Regions from separate parts of the Homo sapiens genome. Here region 1 is linked to region 2. The links are chromatin contacts, found by Hi-C in ENCODE. All regions are on one chromosome and are shown on one strand. Each heading gives the region's core, a stretch centred on a gene start or an enhancer-like site at or near the end of the contact. The rest is flanking DNA. Distances are from core to core; before and after follow the strand shown. Region 1 overlaps SELL (selectin L). Region 2 overlaps LOC125312414 (a long non-coding RNA gene).

What was found. Hi-C counts contacts between places; a loop is a spot of excess contacts on that map. Pooled maps may share reads with other maps.
Region 1: a map with no recorded cell type shows a loop between it and region 2 (5-fold over the local background). The contact joins two enhancer-like sites. A Hi-C loop is called at or near these places in 7 of 37 single-sample maps with no recorded cell type and 5 of 50 pooled maps.

Annotation. Positions count from the first base shown.
Region 1 is chr1:169,692,658-169,696,068 of GRCh38, reverse strand. The region is part of intron 8 of SELL (selectin L); the gene reads left to right. Among named protein-coding and RNA genes, the nearest start is that of SELL, 17 kb to the left of the region's middle. Within about 2 kb of position 1,593, at least 6 of the 41 ENCODE cell types and tissues checked have a DNase peak (open chromatin) inside an H3K27ac peak, as active enhancers do.
Region 2 is chr1:168,465,072-168,468,166 of GRCh38, reverse strand. The region is part of intron 3 of LOC125312414 (a long non-coding RNA gene); the gene reads left to right. The region is part of intron 4 of LOC101928565 (a long non-coding RNA gene); the gene reads left to right. Among named protein-coding and RNA genes, the nearest start is that of XCL2, 77 kb to the left of the region's middle. Within about 2 kb of position 1,831, at least 8 of the 41 ENCODE cell types and tissues checked have a DNase peak (open chromatin) inside an H3K27ac peak, as active enhancers do.

The sequences.
Region 1 (3,411 bases), core at 344-2,843, 1.2 Mb before region 2:
ACCTACAGCTTCCCCAAGGAGGCAAGTATTTTTCAGTTTGGTCTTGAAGCTCAAATTTCTTCTACTGGAGAAATAGCACAGTGGGAGGAGATGCAGACATGTGAAAGTTGATGGCCCACCTGGCAGAAATGAAGATGGAAAAATATTTCTCAGTATCTAGGGTTTAGTGACTTGCTCTGGAATTTTAGGAAGGAGAGTTTAAGTAAAATAAACTATGAAAGGAGGACTTTGGTGACATATTCAGTACCCAGCTGGACAACTGAGCTTCCTTTAAAATGCTAGAAATGAAGTGAGATGATTTCTGAAGGGATTGGATGCTGGTTTGGGCAACCATCCTACCAATCACAAACTTAGTATGGGCCATTGCTTAGAATGCAAAGGAAAAAGTGGGGAAAAATGAGGCACCAGAAGCCAGATCATAAACTAATGTATAAGCCATGTGATATGGGCTTTATCTTGAGGTCTTTTGGGATATCACTAAAGGGGTTTAAACAGTGAGTAGCCTTACCTCTGGCATCTTATAAGGTCACCCTGCAGAGCAGTATGGCAAGTGTGGGAGACAGGTGAGCCTGGATTCAAAGAGACTTGTTTTGGAGGCATTTGCAGTTATTAGATTAAAACCGATGGCGCCTGTCTAGGGAACTAGTAGTAAGAATGGGTTCATGAAATAAGAGGAGGTGATATTAACTGAATGTGTCTGTTAATTGGCTAAAAGTGAGAGAGAAGAATCAAATTATCATCTTTCTCACCTGGAAACTGGCGGATGGTAGTCCTGTTTACTTCTGAGAAGGGAACATAAAAGAATGAGAGGTTTTGGAGGTAAAGATCATGGGTTCAGTTTTGTACTGAGCTTTGGGTGTATGCACATCATTCACTGTGGCTCATTGGACCTATCCAAAGCACAGAGGCTATGGCAGGAGAAGTGGATTTGGGTCCCTCACATTTCAGGAGGTAACTGCCATCTCAGGAGTGGGTACTATCATCCAGGGAGGGTGTGAGTGCTTTAAGAATGGAAGAGGACCTGGGAGAGAGTATGGGAGCCAGAGGAACATCATTATCTAATAAGTCACCTAAGGGAAAGAGAAATGAAAAGATGTTGCCAGGCAGGGAGAAGGAAGAGGAGAAAGAGTGTGGGGTAATGAATGCCAAGGAAACAAAGAAAGGGGAACGGTTTCAAACATTGCCAAGAGAACCAGTAAGTATCCCCTGGATGCAACAAGGGTGTCAGTGGGGAGACTATTTGCAGTGCAGACATCAAGACAGAGGTCAGACGGCCAAGCATTGAGCATTACTGAGGATGAGAAAGTAGAGACAGAACAAGCAGTCATCTCTTTTAAAATGTTTGGCTGTGAAGGAGAAGTGGGGCAGGGGTAACTGGATGAGGATGTACGATCAGTGGAGGTTCTTTTTATTCTTTTTAATTACTCTGTCTTCTCTTTACTAGTGCAAATGGAGTCTAGTGAGGAAAGGCTTCTTTCTCTGGGCTGGTCTCCCTATGTCTGTGGCAGGAAACCCACAGATGTGAAGATTTCTTTCAAACTCGCACCTACTGAGTGAAAGTATTTTCTGGCACAATCTACCCAGAGCTGTTTTCTGGCTACCGGAACCACCTGTTTTAATTGCCACTAGATGGAAGCAGATCAACTAGATTTTTTTTTTTTAAGATGTCCTTGAGGCACAGGAGGAGAGACTGGCTGGAAGAATATTAGCAAAAAGCTAATTACCATGCTAAGCAAATTGCTATATTAAGTTTAATGGTTCACTGATTTTTTATAATCAGTCAATTAATAGTTGTTTATTGAACATTTTTGTGTTGGAAACTGCTAAGCTTTCTTGAGACAGCAAGAGGAGTCAGCCTGGTCCCTGATTTCAGGAAAATTATTACCTAGCTGGGGAGTTAAGACAGGAATATAGAAAGAAAAAAATCAGAAAAATACAAGGCAGAGCATGGTAATGGCCAATGGGTGCTATATTTAAGAAGGAAAAGGTCATTTGGCTTGGTGGTTATAGAAAATGTTATAAAGAAGGTTGCTTATGAAGAATAGATAGGATTTAGGTATATGGAGAAAAGCAGGAAAGGAAGGCAGTCTGTAGGAAGGAAATTGTGTAAGCAGTGGTATGGTAGTGAGACTATGAAAGCATTTTTCAGGGGCCACTGAGCAGAACTTTCTTGAGCCCATGGCTTATTGAGGAGTTGTGGAGTTGAAGTTGGAAAGGAAGGCTGGCCCCAATAACATAAGTCTTGAATGCTTCACCAGATGGTCTAGAAAGGCCTAGCAAAGAAGAATTATTTGCCCAGCTCTCATTTATTGACCAAGGCTGTATTAATTCATAAGAATCACAGAATTCTAGGTCTGAATATGATCTTGGTGGATATCACATTCAAACTCTTTTTGTAGTTGAACTAATTAAGTAAGTTTTCTATAGGCCTTGAGCAAGTGACAGAGTTAGTTACAATAATCATAAACCTTTATCAAATATTAATTCCATGTTGTATACTGTTATGAATGGTTTACATGTCTTAAATCATGAAATATGCCTTTAAGTCTGTGGGAGAAGGGTCTATGAACATCTTCATTACTGATAAAGAAACAGGCACAGAGAAATAAAATAGCCTGAGGTCACAATAAATGGCAATGCTGAGATCCATACTCATTTGGATCCAGGAATCATGCTCTTAACGCGTATGCTTTTAGAACTCAAGACCCTTGACTACCAGCTTAGAGTGGCAAGTCCCAGGCACCCTCCTTTTCCAGTAACGTGGTTTTTTTTTTCACACTGAAACCATTGTGTGACGGCACTGAGGAAGGGTGGGGTAGAAGTATGGTGTGTTTTTAGAACAAGTCAAAGGTAAAATGAATACTATCACACTAAACACCATGAGCCTTTTTTTTTTTTTTTAAGTTCTTGGGTGAATTTTCATAGTAGTTTGTGTTCATTTCTATTAGCTTTTGAATGGTGAATGAATGACTCCTTGGGCATTTGTGGTTTCATTTCTTGCTGGGTTATTTTGACTCTTCTGCAAAATGACTCTGTTTATCACCTCATTTGGTTTCTACTGTCTAAATTCTGGCAGGATAGAAGCTACACCCAAGATACACAGGAAGATATGATGCCAACCTCAGAGGAGGGCATATGTGAAATTTTGTTTTCAGAAACATTTTTTTGTCTCTATTTTGGCAAGCACATTTGCAGCTGCTGAACTGTGGTTTACCCTGACAGTTCATCATGAGACCAGCTCCTCAGAATCTGGTTCTCCCTTTGAAAGGTGCTGTGAAGACATACCATATTTCATTCTCTCCTTGTCCTTTCCAAGAATAAGACAGTTGTGTCACACAAAAAAAGTGTCACTTATTTCTTTAAACTAAATGTGTTACCATCTCATTAAATTATATCCCAGGATATAATTTA
Region 2 (3,095 bases), core at 582-3,081:
TAAGTTACAAATAAGCCTGACCCTACTGAGTTACAAAAGTTATGTTTTCTGTAGCTGGTTTAAGAGAACTGGAATCTGAATTGGCCTTCTCCAAGACTACAAGATTGAGTTGGATGACCTTTGCAAAGGTTTCTGGGAGGCAGCTAGACTAAGAAGCATGGGTCTTTCCCCTTCCTGCCTGGAAAAGTATACAGCATGTATAGTTTACCCCTTGGACAGAGCTAGTCCCAAGAAAATTCCTAAAGCTGGAAAAGCTGGCTACTGAACACCTAATACTCAGTTTCTCTTTTCTAAAATTCCTCCTGCTCTTAGAAACTCCCCTATTGCCCAGATGTCATGCAACTAAATTATATTGCAACCATACAATGGAATACCGTGCAACCATTAAAAAAATATTGTGGAAAAATATTTAGCAGCATGCAAGTCATTCAGGTATTCCCCCAGGCCTCCAATTCTCAATCAGAGCATAAAATTTGTCAAATATTTTACTCTGGTCATTGTTTCCTGAGCATGTAAAACCACACCATTTCCTGCACCAAGTCAAGGTTTACGGTCTTAGTTCCAAGAACTAGTTTATAAGTAATAAACCAGACTATTTCCGGTTAGACTAGCAATAAGAAAATATACTATAATTGTTCTTTTTATTGAGAAGCAGTGACATGGATGTTTATCCATCCTAACATTCTCAAAGATGCAAACTTCTCACTGGAATTTAAAAGACATCCTTTTTGAGTAACCATTAGTTAATACTATTGTTTTTCGAATAAGATATAAACCCTAGTCCATCAGTTCATGGCTAGGGGATTTTGAACATGTAACTTAATCTCTTTAAGGCTCAGTTACTGTATTGACAAAATGCAACTACAATAGTATTTATCTCATGTGGTTAATTGAAAAAGTAAACAAAATAGTATGTACACAACTTATATAGTTCCTAGTAGTCAGTAGATTCTCAATAGATGTCAGCTATTATGCAAACTGCAGGACCTCAGTTTTATCCTCCAGCCTGTATTTAAGAAGGGAGTTGAGAGAGTCTCATCCTCATGGATAAGAGCAAATCACAGACTTCACCAGAGTTTCTAGTCTGTCTTATGAGGGAGTCAGGAATTAAAGAACAGCTTTGTATGATTCTCTGTTTTGTTTTTGACCCAGTCTCTCTCCCCTGTGAAAAGCAGCAAGAGAGGTTTCACTTCTCTATGAGACATAGCAGGGAAGCAGGACCTTGCTCTGGAACCAGTCTTAGGGAACTGTTAAGTTTAAAGCGTACCAAGGGACAAAGCAAGGAGAATGGCCTAAAAGGAGAGAGAAGCCAGCTGAGACCATAGGGCCTTGGCAGTGGCAAAAAATAAGGGCAATTTGGGAAGACAAAGATGGGCCTAAGAAATTGTCTTGGGAATGAGCAATAGGAGGCCTAGGTAGGATTCCTGTTATACAACAACTCTTTCCCATCAGGAAGCCAAAACTACTCTTGGACTTGGTAATTCCCCTGTCCATATGACACCTTAGCCAAAAGGGTAAATCTAATTCCAGTAAATGAAAGTATTTAGAGTCCTCACAGTGAGGAAAACTGTCTGCAGGCACTGGTGCAGAAATGTCGATGAGTGAGAAACTCCAATATGTTTGTTTTGAGAGAAAGAGACAGAGACACCCACAACCACTGTAAGTCAGAACGTGATCCCTGTGCTAGCAGAGGTACAATGTGCTGTGGGGCATGGGGGAGGTAGCTCCAGTGTACTTACTAAGAAGCGTGAGCATGTGTAAGAGTGGGAGGTGGAGAGGGAGGGGCAAGAATCAACATGAGATTTACAACAAGAACATCTCTTTTCCGGGACTGCTGACATATCCTGGGCTTTCTGCCAGCTCTGACCACCACCTGTTCAAAAACCAGAATGAAAAGCATTCCCCTTCCTCAGATTCATGTTGACTTGCTCTTCCTTCCCATTATAGTTTGCCTCCCTTTGCACTTTCCAAGAAATTATAACCCTGGGCTCAAGTGAAAATGAGGATCATCTGATTTCAGCTTGTTAACAAGGAATATTGGAGAGTCTGAATGGTGACGACCATCCATGGCCTGTTGATATATAGTGTGTGCCTTTCTGCCCTGCCTTGTTTGCTGGTCTGAGATTTTGCACCCTCTGTGAGTGGCTAGAGAATTAGGTTACTTCCTAACTGCTTTCAGGCTCACCGTTTCCCTCAAAAATCCTACATTCCAATTCTTGAGGTCAGACTTCTTTGGGGCTACAAGGTAAAGGCACTGGCCTTGTTTTCCTAGTTCCTCTCGGTGTGATGTTAGATGTTTAATTTGAGATCTTTCTAACTTTTTGAAGTACGCATTTAGCACTATAAACTTTCTTCTTAACACTGCTTTTGCTGCATCCCAGAGATTTTGGTATGATGTGTCTCTGTTTTCACTTATTGCAAAGAATTTTTTTTATTTCTGCATTAATTTTGTTGTTTACCCAAAAGTCATTTAGGAGCAAGGTATTTAATTTTCATGAATTGTGTTGTTCAAGAGATCTTTTTGGTATTGATTTTTGTTTTTATTCCACTGTGGTCTGAGATTATGGTCAGTATAACTTTGATTTTTTTTTAATTTATTGAGGCGTGTTTTATGGCCAAGCATGTGGTTGATCTTGGAGTATGTTCTGTGTCTGTGTGCAGATGAGAAGAATGCGTATTCTGTGGGTGCTGGATGAAGTATTCTATAGGTGTCTATTAGGTCCAATTGGTCAAGTGTCAAGTTTAAGTCCAGAATTTCTTTGTTAGTTTTCTGCTCAGTGATCTTTCTAACACTATCAGTGGGGTGTTGAAGTCCCCCACTATTATTGTGTAGCTGTCTAAGTCCTTTCATAGGTCTAGAAGTAGTTATTTTATGAGTTTGGGTGCTCCAATATTGGATGCATATATATTTAGGATAGCTAAGTCTTCCTGTTGAATTGGAAACTTTATCATTATGTAATGCCCTTTTTTGTCCTTTTTTACTGTTATTCGTTTAAAGCCTGTTTTATCTGACATAAGAATAGCAACCCCTGCTCTTTTTTGTTTTTCATTTGCATGATAGGTCTTTCTCTGACCCTTTACTTTGAGCCTATGGG